2 separate regions of the Homo sapiens genome follow, and region 2 is linked to region 1. A link is an interaction called in ENCODE POLR2A ChIA-PET data of the cell type or tissue named here. Cell type or tissue: A673. All regions are shown on one strand. Links, peaks and the distances in the headings refer to the core of each region. The heading gives the core; the rest is flanking DNA. Region 1 overlaps GFOD1 (Gfo/Idh/MocA-like oxidoreductase domain containing 1). Region 2 overlaps PHACTR1 (phosphatase and actin regulator 1).

What was found. ChIA-PET counts read pairs that join two places held together with the same protein. Peaks named below come from ENCODE experiments on the same cell type or tissue, not always from the same donor. Only the 100,000 strongest peaks of a DNase experiment are listed, where the experiment ranks them.
Region 2: POLR2A ChIA-PET joins it to region 1 with 8 read pairs; 1 of 35 experiments calls an interaction of 5 or more read pairs at or near these places.

The regions. Positions count from the first base shown.
Region 1 is chr6:13,390,167-13,395,546 of GRCh38, reverse strand. All of the region lies in intron 1 of GFOD1 (Gfo/Idh/MocA-like oxidoreductase domain containing 1), which reads left to right. Among named protein-coding and RNA genes, the nearest start is that of TBC1D7-LOC100130357, 64 kb to the right of the region's middle. In A673, for the core only: no CTCF peak of the experiment used is centred there; a DNase peak (open chromatin) is centred at 4,626; H3K27ac peaks cover 1,174 bases.
Region 2 is chr6:13,036,141-13,041,520 of GRCh38, reverse strand. All of the region lies in intron 4 of PHACTR1 (phosphatase and actin regulator 1), which reads right to left. Among named protein-coding and RNA genes, the nearest start is that of TBC1D7, 290 kb to the left of the region's middle. In A673, for the core only: no CTCF peak of the experiment used is centred there; a DNase peak (open chromatin) is centred at 3,020; H3K27ac peaks cover 400 bases.

The sequences.
Region 1 (5,380 bases), core at 125-5,124:
TAGGAAGGGGCTGGCATCTGTCCAACCTCTAAGCCAACCAGCCCATGACACAGCAGTATCTGAATTTCTGGCTAATTCATGAATCTCTATTGTATTGCAAGAAAGGAAAAACAAGATCCCCTTATCAGAGGCAAGGGAATGATATATGAGTTTTATCGGGTGGTTTATAGGCTCTTTATCATGGATCCAGTGCCTCTTGGGAGATGGCCATGCCAAGGCCATGGCTGTCATGCTGATGGATGTGCCATTCCTTGTTTAATCCAGCCTGTCCCTCCCTCCTGAAACCTTAGCCCCCATTTCCCATCTAAGGGACATTGTGAGGGCAATTTTTTCATTTTTAAATACAAATTTTAATTTTATCTATGTATTTTTGAACTGGCAATGTAGTCACCTTGTTCAAAATTAAAAGAAGCCTGGGCAACATAGCAAAGCCACTGTCTCTACGAGAAAAAAGAAAGAAACCTAGCCAGGCACAGTGGCTCACACCTGTAATCCCAATACTTTGAGAGGCTAAAGTCGGGGGATTCCTTGAGGCCAAGAGTTCAAGACCAGCCAGGGAAACACAGTGAGACCCTATCTCTACAAAATTTTTTAAAAATTAGCCAGGTATGAAAGGCCGGGCATGGTGGCTCACGCCTGTAATCCCAGCACTTTGGGAGGCCCAGGCTGGTGGATCAGTTGAGGTCAGGAGTTCAAGACCAGCCTGGCCAATATGGTGAAACGCCATCTCTACTAAAAATACAAAAATTAGCCGGGCATGGTGGCACGTGCCTGTAATCCCAGCTACTTGGGAAGCTGAGACAGGAGAATCACTTGAACCCAGGAGGTGGAGGTTGCAGTGAGCTGAGATCATGCCACTGCACTCCACCCTGAGCAACAGAGCGAGACTGTCTCAAAAAAAAAAATTAGCCAAGTATGGTAGCATGCACCTGTAGTCCCAGTTACTTGGGAGGCTGAGGCAGAAGGATTGCTTGGGCCCAGGAGTTTGAGGCTGCAGTGAGCTATGATCACCTCACTGCACTCCAGCCTGGGCAAAAGAGCAAGACCTCGTCTCAAAAAAAAAAAAAAAAAAAAAAAAAATTCAAAGGGTACAAAAGCAGATATGCTGAAAAGCTCCTTCCATCCTTCCCCCCGCCAGACACCCGTTCTCCTGCCCAGAGACGACCAAAGTTATCAGTGTTCCTTCCGAGAGATATTCTACATAAATTCAAGCAAATATATATTTATTCTTTTTTCTGTACAGATGATAGTATACCATGCACATTCTTCTGCATCTTGCCTGTTTTTGTCTAACTTGTCATATAATACATGAAGAACTTTCTCATTTTTTCATCTGAAGTACAAATTTTATATAAAATTATGAAAAAGATAATGTGTGACTAACAACAAGGTACATCTTTTTAAATGAGTCTATTTATCAGTTAGCTAGCTTGCACAATAACTGTACATTATTTAAGACATTGGCCAAGGAGCCAGGCACAGTGGCTCACGCCTGTAATCCCAGCACTTTGGGAGGCCGAGGTGGGTGGATCACAAGGTCAGGAGATCGAGACCATCCTGACTAACATGGTGAAACCCGTCTCTACTAAAAATACAAAAAATTAGCCGGGCGTGGTGGTGGGCGCCTGTAGTCCCACCTCCTCGGGAGGCTGAGGCAGGAGAGTGGCCGAACCCGGGAGGCGGAGCTTGCAGTGAGCCGAGATCGCACCACTGTACTCCAGCCTGGGCGGCAGAGCGAAACTCCGTCTCAAAAAAAAAAAAAAAAAGAAAAGAAAAAAGAAATTGGCCAAGGAAAATAATGTACTATTTTGTAGAGTCCATATCAACTGAATAGGTAACAACTCCCTCTCTGAAAAAACAGTTGTTTGTAATCAATGATTTTTTTAAAAATTAAAAACTCAAGCACTGGTTGGCACTATTGAAAAGAAATAGTTCAGCAAGTTTTGTTATCACCAGACTTGAGAAATGAGAGGAGGAGACTCTGTTTTCAGGAACCCCTGTTATGGTACCGTGATGGAGAGCTCTACAGGAGCTGCGCTGTTGCTGTGTCTGCAGGGTCTCTCTGGACTGGCCGGTGGTCCTTTCTACAAGGATGGCAAGCAGGGGAAGGGGCATGACTATAAAGGCTTCTGTCCCATCTTCTTACTTCTTTCCTTTTTTTTTTTTTTTTTTTTTTTTGGTGGTTGTTTTTGAGATGGGGTCTCGCTCTGTTCCTCAAGCTAGAGTGCAGTGGCATGATCTCCACCCACTGCAACCTCTGCCTCTCGGGTTCAAGTGATTCTCCTCCCTCAGCCTCCTGAGTAGCTGGGATTACAGGCATGCACTAGCACGCCCAGCTAATTTTTGTATTTTTAGTAGAAACGGAGTTTCAGCATGTTGCCCAGGCTGGTCTTGAAATCCTGACCTCAAGTGATCCACCCACCTTGACCTCCCAAAGTGCTGGGATTACAGACATGAGCCACCACACCCAGCCCTTTTTCTTCTTTCGATAAGGTCTCACTCTGTTGCCCAGGGTGGAATGCAATGGCACAGTCATAGCTCACTGCAACCTTGAAGTCCTGGGCTCAAGCAATCCTCCTGCCTCAGCCCCCCAAGTGGCTGGGGTTACAGGCACATGTCACCATGCCTGGCTAATTTTTAATTTTTTTTTTTTTGTAGGGACAGCATCTTGCTATGTTGCCCAGGCTGGCTTCAAACTCCTGGCCTCAAGCGATCCTCCCGCCTTGGCCTCTCAAAATGCTGGGATTATAGGTGTGAGTCATTGCACCTAGCCCTTCTTATTTCTCTTCTTCTCTGGAAATCTTCCTGACTTCTTTGTTTCTACCTACCTGGCTCATCTGCTTACCCCCTCTCTCACAATATGAAATGACAAGAGTCAGTTATCTGAGAGGATCTGCAGCAGCAGCTACAGGCCAGCTCCTGCAGGCTCTCTCTCCATCAGGGTACAGCAACAGGGTCTGCTGAAGACAGGCTCCTCCTCTCTCATTTCTCCAGTGTAGTGATACAAAAACTTGCTGAAATATTTGAAATACCAAAACTCTTTTCAATACTGCCAACCAGTGCTTGAGTTTTTAAATTAAAAAAAAAAGTAATTAAGAACAACTTTTTATTTTTTGGTGGAGGAGTCGTTACCTATTCAAAACACACTGACCAGAGGAAACAGATTTTCTTTTTTCTCTTTTCTTTTTTTTTTTTTTTTTTTTGAGATAGGGTCTGGCTTTGTCACCCAGACTGGCATGCAGTGCAACCTCTGCCTCCCGTGCTCAAGTGATCCTCCCGTCTCAGCCTCCCAAGTAGCTGGGACCACAGGTGCACACCATCACACCTGGCTAATTTTCATATTTTTTTAGTAGAGGTGGCATCTTGTTGTGTCGCCCAGGCTGGTCTCGAACTGCTGGGCCAAGGGATCTGTCCACCTCAGCCTCCTGAGCTGGGATTACAGGCATGAGCCACTGCACCCAGCCTAGGAAGCAGCTCTTAGTGTGGCAACAGGGAGTGGGCTGTCTCCTCGTGTCTACCAGAGTAGTCCCTGGTCTACAAATTTCAGAACCTTGAGTAGTTCCCTGCTATGCCATGGGCAGGCCTGTTCACCAACTGTCTACTACAAGTAACTGTTTATCAACTGTTTTAAAGAATAACCCACAACAGCCATTGGTAACAACAACAAAATGACCATCGGTAGAATTGATTGAACATGGACTGTGTCCCAGACCCTGTGCTAAGCTCTCAAGATGGTTCTCACCACTCCAATGAAGTCGATACCCTTATATCCCCATTTAACAGATGAGGAAATTGAGGATTAGGGAGATTAAGTTACTTGTCCAGATACGTGGTAGAGCTTTGAGGTCAGACTCAGCCCTTGGTCTGGCTCGCCTGCTGGCATCCTTTCCCAATATTCTCTACTGAAGCTTTCTTTTCTCTTTTTGAAAAGAAAAAATGGAGTTGTTACCTATTCAATTGATATGGACTCTACGAAATAGTACATTATTTTCCTTGGCCAATTTCTTTTCTCTTTCTTTTTTTTTTTTTTTTTTTGTTTGTTTGTTTTTGAGATGGAGTCTCGCTCTGTCGCCCAGGCTAGAGTGCAGTGGCACAATCTCAGCTCACTGCAACCTTCACCTCCCAGGTTCAAGCGATTCTCCTGCCTCAGCCTCCCGAGTAGCTGGGATTACAGGCGCCCACCACTGCGCCCAGCTAATTTTTATATTTTTAATAGAGACGGGGTTTTGCCATGTTGGCCAGGCTGGTTTCAAATGGCCAATTTCTTAAATAATGTATAGCTGTTTTGGTAGCTAGCTAGCACCGTCAGATAATTCCAGCCACGGTTACTGGAATTGAAGTCCATTTCTCACCTTCTACCTTCACTCAAACAAAAAAATCGAATGTTCACCATCCACTGTGAAATAACCAATCATATCCTTGAAAATCTTAATTAAGTGTCCTGTGAAACTTTCCTTCTCTGGGCTTCTTTCTTCCTTTCCCTGTTACGCTAACTTCAAGCAACAGAGGTTTATTGGAGATGGTCTTTGCGCTGGGCCAGTAGGGGACACCAAGAAATAGATATTCCTGGTTGTGCTCAAGGGTTTCAGCAGCTGGTTAAAAACCGCTGAGCTAGTGTTTATTCGGCACTTCCTGTGCCAGGCACTGTGCTAAGTAGCTTGCATGCATTGCCTCATGCAGCCCTCATAACAACCTTTTGAGGTAGATACTGTTATTATCCTTCCTTCCTTCCTTCCTTCCTTCCTTCCTTCCTTCCTTCCTTCCTTTCTCTCTCTCTCTCTCTCTTTCTCTCTCTCTTCCTGTCTTTCTTTCTTTTTTTTTTTTTCACAGGGTCTCACTGTCACCAGGCTGGAGTATAGTGGTGCTAGCATGGCTCACTACAGCCTCAGACTCCTAGGCTGAAGCAATCCTCCTGCCTCAGCCTCCCTAGTCACTGGGACTACAGGCATGCACCACCACATCTGGCTAATTTTTTAATTTTTTGGTAGAGATGAGGTTTCGCTGTGTTGCCCAGGTTGGTCTCAAACTCCTGGGTTCAAGGAATCCTCCTACCTCCACTTCCAGAGTTGCTAGGACTGCAGGTGCATGCCACAGCACCCGGCTATTTTTTGTATTTTTTTTAGAGACAGGGTCTCACTATGTTGCCCAGGCAGGTCTCGAACTCCTGGGTTTAAGTGATCCTCCTGCCTCGGCCTCCCAAAGTGCTGGGATTACAGGCCTGAGCCACCATGCCCAGCCCCTGTTTTATATAAACAACAACAACAACAACAAAATGGAAGCCCAGAAGGTTTGGAGGAACTACCTCACTGTAATAGAGTTTACAAGTAGTTGGGACCTCAATATTCCACAGGAAAATATGCCTAAGAATTCCAGATGTCAT
Region 2 (5,380 bases), core at 196-5,195, 350 kb after region 1:
TATGTAGCTCCCATTACCTCCCAGGTGAGTTTTTCAGTGCCATTTATCATTTGTTTAGTGACGAGGTGAAATCCAAATAGTACTGCTGAAGTGAGTATTTTTGCAAGGGTGTTGATCCTTGCTAAAACATTCTTCTCTTCTGTGTGTGTGTGTGTGTGTGTGTGTGTGTGTGTGTGTGTGTATGTATTTTAATTACCACCAGTGGCTCTAACTTGGACTTGTTTTGATTATTACTCAGAAAGTAAGGAACCCTGCTCATATCTTTGTCAAGACTTTCACAAGGAATTCTTAATTTTCCTTGTCTCAGAACACAGAAATTGACTTCCATTAGTCTTTTTTCAGAGGTAAATGTCGTATTATTTTTGTCCTGTTAATTCCTTTGGGGACTTTTTATTATTCTTCTGCATGAAAGATGTTAAATTTTTAAAGAGGTCTCAACAGAGAAAGTCACCTGTTAATTTTGCCACATAGGAAGCTCTGAATTCACATTTGATTTAGTGTTTATTTTTAAATTATTATTTTCCTTAAGTTCTTTCTTCCAAATGTCTGGATATAATGACCTCAGAGCCTAGAATTGGGACTTTGAACATCAGGTTTAAGTGCATTTAATCATGACTTGCTGTGTAACCACAGGCAAGTTAATCGGCCTCTCAAAACTACATTTCCTTAACTACAAAAAATGGGAATAGCAATATCTAGCTCTCTGATTGCATATACAACCATTATATTAATACATGGAAACTCTAGTATAATAAGTGGCATTTTGTGGGTGCTCATTAAAGATTTCCTGACTCCAAATTTAGAGTGTTGATTGCTTATAACCGTTTCAGTCTGTATACACTCTTGATTTTACTTGAATCTCACACGAGGGTGGTGGCTGGTGGGCAGGGTCCTGTGTCTCAGCTGGAGGGTAAGTGAAAGAGCAGCTAATGACTATCCAATAAGACTCATCAATGAAACTAACCAAGCCACACCAGATCTCAGTGGGAATTTTCCCCAAGTTGAATTGTTGGCTACAATTTGGGCTTATCATCTGTCAAATATGTTTTCCTGCATTACTTGCAATATGGTTTTTTAATGTATATAGTATCTTTTTAGTTTTCCTTTAGGACACATAATGAAACTCATCTTAACTAAATTAGCTCTATTTGTGCTTGTTCCTTTTTCCCTTTCCAAAATTTAAGCATTAAATTATAAGGCAACAGGTCAAGGAAAGAAAAAAGGGCAGGCACAAGAAATAGAGAAATAGAGAAATAGGCTGATGTCAAGGGTCCTGCTCTCAGCCCTGCCCTTCAGGACCTTTTGGGAAATACTAAGGCCCATGAGTGCAGGAGGTTATGATGTATTGATGTGGCAAAAAATAGTTAAGCATTTAGTGTACATACATCTCAAATTATGAGGGTAGGGATTTTGAAGAAAGAGAAGAGGAAATTTCTGCTCTTTAAAATCCTAAGATGCAAAGTACTGTGCAAAGGAAAACATTATCTTATTTTTAGAGGAATTAACATATAAAGCATGTATATAATGAAAGATAATAGAAACTGCCCTGTGTGGTGAAATAATCTTAAAGGTCATTATTTAATGCAAAAGCATCATCTGTTTCTGGGGTCAAGCTCAAAAGTTAAAAAGATTATCAGTATTCACAGATAATTCCTGACTACCCCAGATTTATTTTAATAGGAAAAGAAACTTCATTTACTTTTATCCATGCCTGGGAATCTCTACGCACAATAAGTAGCTACAGTTTCCAGAGTGCCCTGCTATCTTTGCATTCTGTTTCTTAATGATCATTTCAATTGGTTTCTGAATTAAAGAGCCATTCTCTTAAAAACAGTCACCACAAGGGACCTTGGTCTGGCATCCTTGTTATGTTGCAAGTCAGAATTGTGAGGACCAGGTGGGTTAATGACATGAGCTGCAATCCCCACAAATAATTCTTCTACTTTATCTACCAGAAAAACTCAGGAGAGTGCCTGAGTTCAGCAGAGAGTAGGCAATTATTGATGGGAACTTTACTGCAGAGCTAATCAAATATCAATCTTGGCTGTCCTGAAATTGATTCTGAAGGCAAAGAAAGGCTTTGTCACTGAAATGCAAGATTTGCAGAAAAAAATTCTCTCTTATCAATCCACATTTCCTGCTTTAGACCCTACAAATAGAAAATATTTTTGAAGGTTTTCTCACTGAAAACATATTTAAGTGATTACTGTGTGCAAGAGGAGTAAATGGTCATCCTCACAGCAACTATCTGAATAGTGTTCTATCATTTATCAAACACTTGCCTAGTTATTATATCATTTGATCCCTACAACAAACCAATAAGAAAGGTGAAGTGAATATTTTAAATCTTATTTTACAAAAGAGCAAATTGACAATGGCAGAGAAAACTGGCCGCCTGCCAAATCCATTCTTCTATTTAGTGAATACATCTTGATTTTTTGCCCTACTAAAAGAATGTTTCCCAGCCTCCTCTGAGGGTAGGTGTGGCCTATTATAGCTTTTACCAATGAGATATGAACTAAAGTGTTCCAAGTGACTTCTTGGAAATCTGCTTAAAGATAAGAGATATGCCATTTCTTTGGTTTGCTTTTCCCTTCATCCAGTTTTCTAGATCAGAGAAGTGATGACTGGAACATGGCAGGCACTGTGAGGACAAGGGCCACTTCATAGTAATAATGGAGTTGTAAGCTAGGAGGCATCTTGGTCTTTAAGAACTTTCTGGAGCCATCAGACATAGCAGCCTTAAACTGACCGCCTCTGTGCTTCTTTTATATGAGAGAAAAATTCATCCCTATCTTATGTTAGTTATTACTATTTTAAGTTGGTTTTATGCAGCTGAACCTAATCCTAATGCAAAGAAGTAACTTGCCTGACTTTATACAAACTCTATAGTTTGTAAGTGGCAGAACATCAAGTGCTAACATGCATGTCCATATTTCACACTCTGTCTCTGGCAGAATTTCAGAACCTTTTATAAGCTGCTTTTTAGTTTGTAAAGGAGCCAAGTCCTTCCTTTTTTTTTTTTTTTTTTTAAACACTTGAACACTCATGCAAAAGTAGCTGATCCCCAGGGAGGCTTCCTCCCTTTCCTCTTCCTCTAGAGTACTTTTGTACCTCTCAGGCTTTGAGTTAAATTATGGAATTTCCCATGGTTCAGTTCTCCCTAGACCATTTCATTTGTACCTATGGCTCTAACTACCATTGATAATCTTAATATTTTTAAATTTATATTTCCAGCCCAGAAGGCTCTTCTCATTGACACAGTTCTTACTAGCTGTGTAACACCAGCCAAGTTTTTAACTTCTCTGGGTCTTAAGTTACCACATCTGAAATATGGGGATAATAACAGCATCTGCTTCATGGGTTATTGTGAGAATTATATTATTTCATACAAAATAATATTTGGAAAAATATCTGAATTACTACTAGTCTCATCATGACTCTGCATCTCCAAATAACATTTCATAGGCACCTCATCTTCACTTTATCTAAAGTGAGTTATTCTTACCCTTAACTGGATCATTCTTCAGTAATGGCAATGCCAGTGATGTAATTGCTCAGAGAGAAACCAACGAGTTGTCCTTGATACCACCTTTTCCCTTATGGCCACCAGCTCTAACTCATCATCAAAACTGGTCAAAGGTAACTCTTAACTATTTGCCAACTCTTCCCACTTCTCTCTTCATGTAGACCAGTTATCCATATCATCAGTTTCTGTGTTCTGACTTTTGTTACTTGCCCTCAAGTCTTCCACACAGCAGCCAGGAACATCTCTTCTAAAGATGAATCAAAGCATGCCATGGTTCCTCTATGAATCCCCCAATGGGTCCTCCTTGCTCTTAACGCCCTGGAGTCTGCCCATCAGCTTAGAAGGACATGTTCTGTCCCATCTCCAATCACTCACTGGCTCCAATTCTACTCCTCACTCTAGTCTTCAAACACAAGAAACCCATCATTTCTGCCTCAAGGCCATTCGGTCTGCCTGGCTAATTAATTAGCCAGTCACTGATGCATGCTAGTTTCCTCTGTAAAAGACAATGCTGCACCCTTATCTGTCCATCTTCCTTTTTAATATAACCCAGACTGTGCTCCAACACTTAGCTTCTTCACCAGACCATGAGCTTCCTAGAGGTTGATCCCACCCAAGCTCTAGTGGGTGGATCTCTGGTTAGGGATTGGTTAACAGGTAGGTTAATGGGGAGTTTGGGGGGGTGCCTGTAGGTAGTGAGGCTTCTAAGAATGGCTTTCTCACACTTAGAGAGAGATACCTATTCTGTATCTCTAAGTCCTACTTCTGCCTCTGATCACTATGGTGTCAGGATGTGAGGCCTGAACTATTGTAGCCACCTTGCAACTGGCCTGAGGATAGAGTCCTGAAGCAAAGGTGGGCAGAGCAGAGAATCATGGGGTAATCAGGCCTGGAGCCTGCCTCATTGATACATTTGCTATATAAGATAATAAATGACCTTACTTTTTGGGCCAAGATGCAGGAGAACTTCTGTGACAGCAGCCAAAATCATCCTAATTGATATGACCCTACCCTCCATGTTTGCTATGGAGGGCAAGGACCGTTTATGACACATAGGAAGTAACCAGTGATTATTTTTTGAATGGATAAATGAATGAATGTTTCTCAGAGAAAGGATAGGCTCTGGTTTCAGTATGTATATTTCCCATCTCCTGGAATATTCATGGTTAGGACAAACCACTGTAGTTAAGATTTATCCTTTATTTACTTACAGGCAGAGCCATGGCTGGAGGTAGGGCTGTGGAATAAGAGACAGCATCTACCTCCAAACCACAGGTAAGAAATACCATGTGGAGAATTTTCTCGCATGACAGGGTAAGATTAGAGGCTACCACGTTTCCTTAGAAATTTGTCTTGGTTGTAAGTTTATCTCGAGTTTGAACTGAGGCTGTTGTTTCAAGGTGACCATTGGCTTTTCACATGAGTTTGTCCCATATGCCACAAGAGGATTTGCTAATTTTGGTCATATTTGACATATTATTGAAGAGTGACATCACAACTTAAGCTCTATTTGTATTTAATACTGTAAAAAGATAATGACCCCTATGTTCAACCATGACAGATTGATTAAATGAACAACCATTTAATGCGTGTCTATGCAGCCATTAAAAATTATAAACAGCTCTCATTATTGACATGAAAAATTGCTATAGTTTGTTGCTTAGTTTTGCCAAATATTATGTATAATTCTATTTTTCTACAAGAATGGCTTACTTGCCTATCTTCATATCTATTTATGCATAGGGATAGGATTTGGAAGAAGAAACTCAGCTGACAGTGGTTCTATTTGGGTGATAAAGTTATAGACAATTTTAAGCTTCTCTATAATTTTCTTTTCTTCAGTCTTTTTTT